Regions from separate parts of the Homo sapiens genome. Here region 2 is linked to region 1. The links are chromatin contacts, found by Hi-C in ENCODE. All regions are on one chromosome and are shown on one strand. Each heading gives the region's core, a stretch centred on a gene start or an enhancer-like site at or near the end of the contact. The rest is flanking DNA. Distances are from core to core; before and after follow the strand shown. Region 1 overlaps LGI4 (leucine rich repeat LGI family member 4). Region 2 holds the start of ETV2 (ETS variant transcription factor 2).

The links. Hi-C counts contacts between places; a loop is a spot of excess contacts on that map. Pooled maps may share reads with other maps.
Region 2: a loop to region 1 is called in a map of ascending aorta, with 2.9 times the contacts of the local background. The contact joins the promoter of ETV2 here to the enhancer-like site in region 1. A Hi-C loop is called at or near these places in 1 of 168 maps with a recorded cell type or tissue (ascending aorta) and 5 of 50 pooled maps.

Annotation. Positions count from the first base shown.
Region 1 is chr19:35,125,446-35,130,811 of GRCh38, forward strand. It overlaps LGI4 (leucine rich repeat LGI family member 4), which reads right to left. Exons shown (of 9, transcript NM_139284.3): 7 at 1,408-1,572; 8 at 825-1,330; 9 at 1-62. Among named protein-coding and RNA genes, the nearest start is that of MIR6887, 5.4 kb to the left of the region's middle. Within about 2 kb of position 1,251, at least 3 of the 41 ENCODE cell types and tissues checked have a DNase peak (open chromatin) inside an H3K27ac peak, as active enhancers do.
Region 2 is chr19:35,638,353-35,643,718 of GRCh38, forward strand. ETV2 (ETS variant transcription factor 2) reads left to right here and starts at 3,393. Exons shown (of 7, transcript NM_014209.4): 1 at 3,393-3,804; 2 at 4,082-4,178; 3 at 4,263-4,346; 4 at 4,613-4,693; 5 at 4,922-5,366. The coding sequence starts at 4,109. RefSeq lists an enhancer at 3,549-4,264 and a silencer at 4,918-5,197.

The DNA of each region.
Region 1 (5,366 bases), core at 1-2,500:
TGGGCACCGCGCGAGGGAAGTTGCTGCAGCAGACGAAACATGGAGCCGTCCCAGCGCATGACCTGTGGGGGTGTGGCCAGTGAGGGCCTGGGGTCCCGGGGGTCTCTGGGGGCCGTGGAACAGCTTGGAAGCAGAAGCCTGTCGGTCCCAAAACTCCCATAGCTTTCTTATCTTCATAAAAGTCACCACCCACCTGTTCGGCCACACACATGCAGTTGTTCTGAGCCCTTCCCTTGCCCTCACGCCCCACACAGAAGCACTCAGCCATGGACTCTGTCAGTTTCACCTTCTACAGTTGTACATTTCTCCCACCACCTCTGGCTGAACTCCATCCCCTCCTGACTGGACCATCCTGGCAGCCTCTTCCCTGGCCTCTAGGCTCCTCTCCCTGCTCCCCCAGTCTGTTCCCCACCCAGAGACCTTGTGAACACCTGAGTCAGATCAGGGCCCTTCCAGACTCAGAACCCTCCCCTGCCTGCACCTCACTCCAGAAACAGTGGGCAGTGCTTAACCCTAGCATCAGCCTTGGGGGCTCAGTGTCAGGGTGGGGACAGGTGTGGCTGTGGTGAAGTCTGGAATGCATCCGAGTCACAGAGCCAGCATTTGGGGGTAGAATCAGGATGTTGGGGCCAGCATCAGTGTCGGGGACTGGGGAGTGGTTCGGAGTCAGCCAGCCTTGAGGGGGTCAGAGTCTTGGCATCAGTGTGGGGTGGGGTCCTGGTTCAAAGGTCGGCATGTGAGGGTAGGTCAGAGTTTAGAGGCTTAGTGTGCAAGATTGGGTCAGTGCTGAAAAGCCAGCCCCCCGCCCCCAGGCCCAGCCTCACCATGGAGTCCCCAATGTAGCGTGTGAGGCACAGGAACACGTCCCCACCAGCCTGGAAGTGGCGTGTGGCATAGACATCCTCGGCCTCGGGGATGTCTGTGCGTCTCTCGAAGCGGCCACCGGTCCAGTGGAAGAGCACGGGCCGCTGGGAAGCCGAGGCCAGCAGCAGGTGGGGCCGGCCGTCCAGCTCCAGGGCCTCAGCGTCCGTGTCCCGGTGCCAGGCGTGCAGGCTCTGGTGCGGGTAAAAGCCGGGCCCGTCGCGGCACAGCAGCGTGGTGCTGCCCGCCTTGGAGGCATCGGCCACCACGAAGCAGGGTTGCCCTTCCAGCCACAGGAGCTCGGCGTCATTGGGCCGCAGCAGCCGCCGCGGGGCCAGGGTCTGCGTTGGGGCCAGGCGCAGGCCGGGACTGGGCCGGGCCCACAGCTGTGAGCCCCCCCACAGGCGGGCAGCCAGCACGAAGAGGCTCGGGCCCAGCACCAGTGGCTTGCAGGACACCACGGAGGCCGCTGTGGGGAGGTGGGGAGGCAGGTCAGGCCAGCCAGGCAGGCTGCTGGACAGGCAGAAGGACGGGGAGGGGGCTCACCGGGCAGCTCTTCCTCGGGCCGGAAGCGCTGCAGGCTGTAGTCCCAGGAGAGAATCAGGCAGCGGCCGGCGAAGGGCTGTGCCAGCACAATGTGAGGCTCCCCTTGGTAGGAGAAGGGCTCTACGCTCAGTGCCGACTCCCCCACCGTCTGGAACCAGGACAGCTCTGTGGGTGGAGAAGAGAGTCAGGCAGGCCCCAGGACCCCCAGGGTCCTCATTGCTGAGCCTCAGTTTGCCTACATCTCTGAAATGGAGGCCATTCATGGTACCCCCCTCATAGGGACATATAACTGGAATCTTGATCTGTAGATGTTTGTTTGGTTTGGGTCGAGGGGTATTTTGTTTTGTTTTGAGACAGGGTCCCACTGTGTCTCCCAGGCTGAAGTGCAGTGGCACAATCATAGCTCAATGCAGCCTCCACCTTCTAGGCTCAAGCAATCCTCCTTCCTCAGCCTCTTAAGCTGAGACTACAGGTGTGTGCTACCATGGCTGGCTATTTTTTTATTTTTTGCAGAGATGGAGTCTTGCTATGTTGCCCAGGTTGGTCTGGAATTCCTAGGCTCAAGAGATCCTCCTGCCTTGACCTCCCAAAGTGCTGGGATTACAGACATGAGCCACCTCCACCTCCTGGGTTCAAACAATTCTACTTCCTCAGCCTCCCGAGTAGCTGGAATTACAGGCGCCCGCTACCACGCCCAGCTAATTTTTGTATTTTTAGTAGAGATGGGGTTTCACCATGTTGGCCAGGCTTGTCTCGAACTCCTGACCTCATAATCTGCCCGCCTCGGCCTCCCAAAGTGCTGGGATTACAAGCGTGAGGCACCGTGCCCGGCCCATAAATCTTATTTTCTAAGCTGTGTGGCATCACCAAATAATCCCTTAGAAACAGCATCTGGATTAATTCATTTAACTTCACAACATCCCTGTGAGGTACATTCTGTGATGATTTCCCCTTCGCAGATGAGAAAACAAAGGCTAACTGGCACAGGCAGTCTGTTATCCAACAAAATCCATCCTTCCCACCTTCCAGGAGAGAGGATTGGAGCTGGTCACCAGGCCACCCAGCTAGAGGCTGCATTATCCCGGGACCCCCATTCACCGCCCTCGCTGAAAGTTAGATGTGGCTGTTTTGAGACTGAGTAACCAGTGGAACAAGGGCAGATGTGATGAGTGTAATGAGCCACCACACCTGGAAACAGCTTGTCCCAACTTGGTCTCCTTTCCCACCACGTGGGTGTGCCACAACCTGGTTTCAAGCCTGAAAGCAAGGACAATGCCCAGGGACTGCCCCACGTACCTGGACAGCTCACTCCAGATCCTTCTATCCTTAATTCATGGTATTTTGAGAGTTTGTGACAGCGGCTTGGCTTTCATTGTCACTGGGGCACCAAGGCTGCTCCGCTTGTTAGTAGGGGAGCTGGGCAGTTGACTCCAGGCTGTAATATTTCACTCTGCGTGCCAGGCCCTGTTTCCAGGTGCCAGCGTTGAAGCAATGAGCCAAACTACATATAATGCCCACCTAAAGGGCGAATCTTTTTTAAATGGCTATCAAATCACCTCTTGCTCAAAACTCTCAGCCGAGAGTGGTGGCTCACGCCTGTAATCCCCACATTTTGGGAAGCCAAGGCAGATGGATCAGTAGAGCCCAGGAGTTCGAGAGCAGCCTGGACAACATGGTGAAAACCCCATCTCTACAAAAAATACAAAAAATTAGCAGGCATGGTGGTGGTGCACCTGTAGCCCCAGCTACCAGGGAGGCTGGGGCAGGAGGATCACCTGAGCCTGGGGAGGTCAAGGCCTCAGTGAGCCGTGATTGTACCACTGAACTCCAGCCTGGGCGACAGAGTGAGATCCTGTTTCAAATAAACAAACAAACATACAAAAAACTTTCTATTCTTGCCATGGCCCAGAATAAAGTCTCCTCTCCTCTCTGTGGCTTCCAAAATCCATACCTGTCCCTCCACTCACTACCCCTGAGCCACACCTGCCTTCGTTTGATCTTCAAACAGGGCACACTGTATGCTGCCTCAGGGCCACCGGCCAGGCTGTTCCCTCTCTCTGAAGAGCCCTTCCCTCTGTTCCTCACTTAGCCACATCGAGACCTAACATCCCCACTTGAGAGAAGCCTTCTCTGACTCCCATAGGAACCCTCATTCTCTCATCACTCCTTGTAGTTATCACAACGTATAGCACACATTGATCTGTGCCGTGTTTGTTAAATGTCCATCTCCCCAAACTCCCAGGACTGTAAGTCCCGTAAGGCCACGGCTCAGGTCGCAACCACAGTGACCATCACCTCTCACAGGGCTGGGCACTGAGTGGACTTCAGTGAACATTTGTTGGATAACTTGAATGAAGAGGGACTCCCTAAGTTAAATCCCCTTCTTCTATGTGTCCCACAGACCAAAAACATGTCTTTCTTACACTTAGAATAATAATAATTATATGCTGATAATAATTATGTATGCATATATAATTATATATATATTATATATACATGTTGTGGGGGAAAGGAAGAGAGATCAGACTGTTACTGTGTCTATGCAGAAAAAGGAAGACATAAGAAACTCCATTTTGATTTGTACTAAGAAAAATTCTTCTGCTTTGAGATGCTGTTAATTTATGAACTTAGCCCCAACCCTGTGCTCACAGAAACATGTGCTATATTGACTCATGGTTTAATGAATTTAGGGCTATGCAGGACGTGCTTTGTTAAAATGTGTTTGCAGGCAGTATGCTTGGTAAAAGTCATTGCCATTCTCCATTCTCGATTAGCCGGGGACACAATGCACTGTGGAAGGCCGCAGGGACCTCTGCCCAAGAAAGCCTGGGTATTGTCCAAGGTTTCCCTGCACTGAGACAGCCTAAGATATGGCCTCGTGGGAAGGGAAAGACCTTACTGTCCCCCAGCCCGACACCTGTAAAGGATCTGTGCTGAGGAGTATTGGTGAAAGAGGAAGGTCTCTTTGCAGTTGAGATTAGAGGAAGGCATCTGTCTCCTGCTCGTCCCTGGGAACGGAATGTCTCGGTGTAAAACCCGATCGTACATTCTGTTTACTGAGATAGAAAACCGCCTTATGGCTGGAGGTGAGACATGCTGGCGGCAATACTGCTCAGCTACTCTTTACTGCACTGAGATGTTTGTGTAAAGTTAAACATAAATCTGGCCTACGTGCACATCCAGGCACAGTACCTTTCCTTAAACTTATTTATGACACAGAGTCCTTTGCTCACATGTTTTCCTGCTGACCCTCTCCCCACCATTACCCTATAGTCCTGCCACATCCCCCTCGCTGAGATAGTACAGATAGTGATCAATAAATACTGAGAGAACTCAGGGACCAGTGCCGGCGCGGGTCCTCACTTGCTGAGTGCCAGTCCCCTGGGCCCACTTTTCTTCCTCTATACTTTGTCTGTGTGTCTTATTTCTTTTCTCAGTCTCTCTTCTCCACCTTGCGAGAAATACCCACAGGTGTGGAGGGGCAGGTCCCCTTCATATTGTTATAGATAATAATAATTATTGCTGTTGTTATTGTATTCATAGCATCTGTGGCCGGGTGTGGTGGCACATGCTTGTAATCCCAGCACTTTGGGAGGCTGAGGTAGGAAGATCACTTGAAGCCAGAAGTTCAAGACCAGCCTAGGCAACGTAGCATCTCCCAGACCCTATCTCTACAAAAAAGTTTTTTAAAAAAATTAGCCAGGCACAGTAACATATGCCTGTAGTCCCAGCTATTTGTCAGGCTTAGGCAGGAGGATCTCTTGAGCACAGGAGTTTGAGGCTGCAGTGAGCTATGATGGCGCCATTGCACTCCAGCCTGGGCAAGAGAATGAGACCCCAACTCTTAGAAAAGAAGAGCATCTGTGTAAAGACCCTTCAGGCTTAAACTCCTTCAGGAAGCCCTTCCTGTCCCCCCAGCTCTGTGTGGCCCTGGCCCTGACTCTGGGCTCCCTCAGCTC
Region 2 (5,366 bases), core at 2,143-4,642, 520 kb after region 1:
TGTTGGTCTCTGTTCTCTCCCTTGGAGCTGGGAAATGAAAAAGGAGGAGAGACCCACAGATAGAGAGAACAGAGACTTGGGGTCTGTTCCCCTCTCTTCCCAGCTCCAAGCTGGCCTCTGCCTGTCTGAAGAGGTGTCTGTGCAGGGCCTTGAATGCCAGGCTGAGGGCTTAAGCTTTACGCAGAAGGCAGCAGCAAGCCCCAAAAAGCTGAGAAAATTCAAGCAGCAGCAAGGTCCTGGGCAGCACAGATGTGCGCTGTAGAAAGGGCCCTGTGACCGGCTGGGTGCGGTGGCGCACGCCTGTAATCCCAGCACTTTGGGAGGCAGGCAGATCACTTGAGGTCACGAGTTCGAGACCAGCCTGGCCAACATAGTGAAACCCTGTGCCTACTGAAAAATACAAAAATTAGTTGGGCGTGGTGGCGGGCACATGTAGTCCCAGCTACTTGGGAGGGCTGAGGCAGGAGAATCGCTTGAACCTGGTAAAAGGAGGTTGCAGTGAGCTGAGATCGCGCCACTGCACTCCAGCCTTAGTGACAGAGTGAGATTCTGTCTCAAAAAAAAAAAAAAAAAAACGCCCTGCGACCACCACTGTGGCTGGAAGTCTAGAAGGCTGGGGCAGGGACTGGGCCAGAGGAGGGAGATGGCAGGTTTGAGTATGGGGAGGAGTGGAGGGTCTCCCAGGGACACAGCCATCGGAACCCTCCATTAGGAGGGAGCAGGTTGGGCAGGACTTTGTGGGGCATAAGTCGGGGGATGGACAATACCAAGGCCTCTCAGGGACCGAGGTCCCCCAGGAGAGGTGTCGAATTTCTCCTGTTCCTGTCTTCCCCGCCTTACTGCCCCCTCTCTGACGTCACATTTTCCAGTCTGGTCAGAGGGTGAGAGCCTCCCTGGCAGGAAGTGCCCTTTAGCCCCCTGCCACCTGGGCCAGACCACCCAGCCCCAGGATCCTCAAAGCCCCTTCCCCCCATCACTAGTCTTTTCTACCCCTGACCCCCCTTGTACTGACAGCAAGCATAGGGTCACGGGAGGAGATGGGAAGAGAGGATGGCTCCAGAAAGGACGCTTCCAAATGCATGTGATTCTCACTTCCAAGTGGGAGCAGAACAGCAGGTACACGTGGACATGCAGAGTGGGGTAACAGGCACTGCAGACTCCAAAAGGTGGGAGCGTGGGGGAAGCTGAACAGTTACCAGTTGGGTACGTTGCTCACCATTCGGGTGCACTAAAGGCCCAGGCCAGTATACTGGATATACTGACATATATCCAGTAAGGAATCTGCACTTGTACCCCCTAAATGTTTATCTTTTTTTTTAATGCACACAAGTCTTCCTGAGAACAAGAAGAGACACACACACATAGAATGTGGCAAGCAGAGGTAGAGATGGCGCTGTGAGCAGGAGGCTCAGAGGCAGAGATGAGAACCATCAGAGACTGTGCAGTGGGAAGGGGGACGGGGAGAAAACCAAGAGACAGATGGAGACGGACAAGGAGATGAGATAGGAACACTCAAAGACAGATGGGGAGGGACAGAGATGTCAGAAGAGACCAGGTGACAAAGCCTCACTGGAGTCAGGCCCGTGGCAACAGAGACCCAGCTTTAGATATGCCAACCTGAAGAAAGAGGGCAGAGAGACATGGAGAGACAGACAAGAGGCCAGCTTCAAGGATGGGAAGCCAGGACTCCCTTCAGGCCTCCGCGCTGGACGGATAGAGGGACCAGTGATGCTCCAGGGCTCTGTGGCTTACCCCACACTGATTCCAATCCCAGTCCCACTCCCACTCCATGGGACCCCCGGTTTACTTTACTGTAAAATGGAAGGAGGAGCAATGCCACCCGCTCTCCAGAACGGCAAGTAGTTAATGATCAAGAGGCTGGGCTGGGGACTGGAAGATGCCGATATGCAAAAGTTATTTTTAATGGTAAATATTACATACTTATTAAAATACAGCAGGATGGCTGGGCACGGTGGTGGCTCATGCTTCTAATTACAGCACTAAGGCTAAGGCAGGTGGATAGCTTGAGGCCAGGAGTTTGAGACCAGCCTGGCCAACATGGCAAAACCCCATCTCTACTAAAAATGCAAAAATTAGCCTAGGCATGGTGGCTCACGCCTGTAATCCCAGCACTTTGGGAGACCGAGGCAAGTGGATCACTTGAGGTCAGGAGTTCGAGACCAGCCTGGCCAACATGGCAAAACCCCATCTCTACTAAAAATGCAAAAAATTAGCCGGGCATGGTGGTGCTTGCCTGTAATCCCAGCTACTTGGAAGGCTGAGGCACCAGAATTGCTTGAACCCGGGAGGCAGAGGTTGCAGTGAGCTGAGATCGCACCACTGCACTCCAGCCTGGGCGACAGAGTGAGACTCCATCTCGAAAAATATTTTATATATATATAGGACACCCAGTTATTGAATTTTACGTGAACAATTTTATAGTTTAGGTATGTCCTAAATATTTCATGTATGTATGTATATGTTACATGTATAGCTGTGGTTTTTTGTTGTTTTTTGCTGAATTATTTGAGCAAGTTACAGACTTTTTTTTTGTTGTTTCTTTTTTTGAGATGAAGTTTCGCTCTTGTTCCCCAGGCTGGAGTGCAATGGCATGATCTTGGCTCACTGCAACCTCCATCTCCCTGGTTCAAGCAATTCTCCTGCCTCAGCCTCCCGAGTAGCTGGGATTACAAGCACCCGCCACCACGCCTGGCTAATTTTTTGTATTTTTAGTAGAGACAGGGTTTCACCATGTTGGACAGGCTGATCTAGAACTCCTGACCTCAGATGATCCACCCGCCTCAGCCTCCCAAAGTGCTGGGATTACAGGCGTGAATCACCGCGCCCAACCACAAGTTACAGACATTATAACATTTCATCTCTGAGTTCATTTTCTAAATGATATCTTTCCTCCTGAATACCATTATCAAATCTAAGAAAAGAATTCTATGATATTTCATATTCAGTTCATACTCCAGTTTCCCCAATTGTCCTAAACTATTACAGCGCGGAAGGGCATGGGGTCTGGAGAAGGAGAGCAGTGGGAGGATGCCTGCCTTACCTTCCCCCTTCATCAAATGAGAGTATGTATTGTACTTGCCTCATAGAAGGATTCAATGAAGGGGTATGGCACAGTTGGTTTCACACAATGAGCCCTCATTTAATGTTGGCCGTTATTGCTACTATTGTTATTGTTGAAATTGTTGATGTCAATATTGCTATGATTGGCACTCCTGGGAAGCAGCCCCAGGACGCCCTCCCTACTGGGCCTGGTGGAGGATTGGGTGGGCCTTCACTCCTGCTCCACGCCCCCGCAGTTACTCTGCCGATTGTGACGTCAGCTGACGCTGGGGGCGGGTGGGGGAATCTGGCCGGAAATCCCTCTTCCTGTTGCAGATAAGCCCAGCTTAGCCCAGCTGACCCCAGACCCTCTCCCCTCACTCCCCCCATGTCGCAGGATCGAGACCCTGAGGCAGACAGCCCGTTCACCAAGCCCCCCGCCCCGCCCCCATCACCCCGTAAACTTCTCCCAGCCTCCGCCCTGCCCTCACCCAGCCCGCTGTTCCCCAAGCCTCGCTCCAAGCCCACGCCACCCCTGCAGCAGGGCAGCCCCAGAGGCCAGCACCTATCCCCGAGGCTGGGGTCGAGGCTCGGCCCCGCCCCTGCCTCTGCAACTTGAGCCTGGCTGCGACCCCTGCTCTGACGTCTCGGAAAATTCCCCCTTGCCCAGGCCCTTGGGGGAGGGGGTGCATGGTATGAAATGGGGCTGAGACCCCCGGCTGGGGGCAGAGGAACCCGCCAGAGGTGAGCGATGAACTGAGGACTAGATGCCTGGGTGTCTGGGTTAGGAAGGACCTGGGGGACTAGACTCCCAAGAAGCCGGGGGCCTGGACTCCTGGGTCTAACAGAGGAAGAGAGCTGGGGTCCCTCACTCCCAGGACCAAGATTTTAGGCTCCTGGGGAAGGAGGGAGCGGAGGCCTGGACTCCTGGCTCTGAGGGAAGCTAGGGCTGGGGCCCAGACTCCAGGGCCTCCAAGTGTCACCAGCTCACCCATTGCCATCTGGACTTTTCCCGACCCAGAACATTCAGAAGGCCTTCATCGCATCCATGGACCTGTGGAACTGGGATGAGGCATCCCCACAGGAAGTGCCTCCAGGGAACAAGCTGGCAGGGCTTGGTAGGCTGCCGAGGCTGCCACAACGTGTGTGGGGAGGGTGTCCAGGTGGGGCCTCTGCTGACCCTAACCCCTTATCGCCTGCAGAAGGAGCCAAATTAGGCTTCTGTTTCCCTGATCTGGCACTCCAAGGGGACACGCCGACAGCGACAGCAGAGACATGCTGGAAAGGTGGCTGCGGGCTGGGACCCCTAAGTGCTGGAGAAGAAGCGGGGAGGCTGGGATCCTAGGGCAAAGGGAGGAGGGGGGCGTGCCTAGGTTCCTGGGACTGGGTGGGGAGGGGCCGCGTGCTTGACCCCTGAGGGTGAAGGAAAAGGGGGCGCGGGGTGCTGAAATACGGGCTGGGGGGCCATAACTCCCAGTCCCTGACAAGTAGAGACTAGAGAGTGGGTAGTTGAGGGGTCTCTTTCATTGCTCACAGTCCTCCCTAAACTCAGGTACAAGCTCATCCCTGGCAAGCTTCCCACAGCTGGACTGGGGCTCCGCGTTACTGCACCCAGAAGTTCCATGGGGGGCGGGTGAGTGTGGGGAGAGGCGGTGGGAGGTGGGGACTGGGGTCCCGAGGCACCGGGGCTAGAGGTGTAGACTCCCTGATCTTTGAGGACTGAGAACACCTGCGCCCTCAAGGTGGCATGACCTGGATCCGGGTCAGCCGGGCCCCAAGTGCCAGGGTTGAGAGCTTAGACCCTAGAGTTTTTGAGGGGGCACCTGGGCTCCCCTCACTCGGGATCCGTTACTCCTCACAGAGCCCGACTCTCAGGCTCTTCCGTGGTCCGGGGACTGGACAGACATGGCGTGCACAGCCTGGGACTCTTGGAGCGGCGCCTCGCAGACCCTGGGCCCCGCCCCTCTCGGCCCGGGCCCCATCCCCGCCGCCGGCTCCGAAGGCGCCGCGGGCCAGAACTGCGTCCCCGTGGCGGGAGAGGCCACCTCGTGGTCGCGCGCCCAGGCCGCCGGGAGCAACACCAGCTGGGACTGTTCTGTGGGGCCCGACGGCGATACCTACTGGGGCAGTGGCCTGGGCGGGGAGCCGCGCACGGACTGTACCATTTCGTGGGGCGGGCCCGCGGGCCCGGACTGTACCACCTCCTGGAACCCGGGGCTGCATGCGGGTGGCACCACCTCTTTGAAGCGGTACCAGAGCTCAGCTCTCACCGTTTGCTCCGAACCGAGCCCGCAGTCGGACCGTGC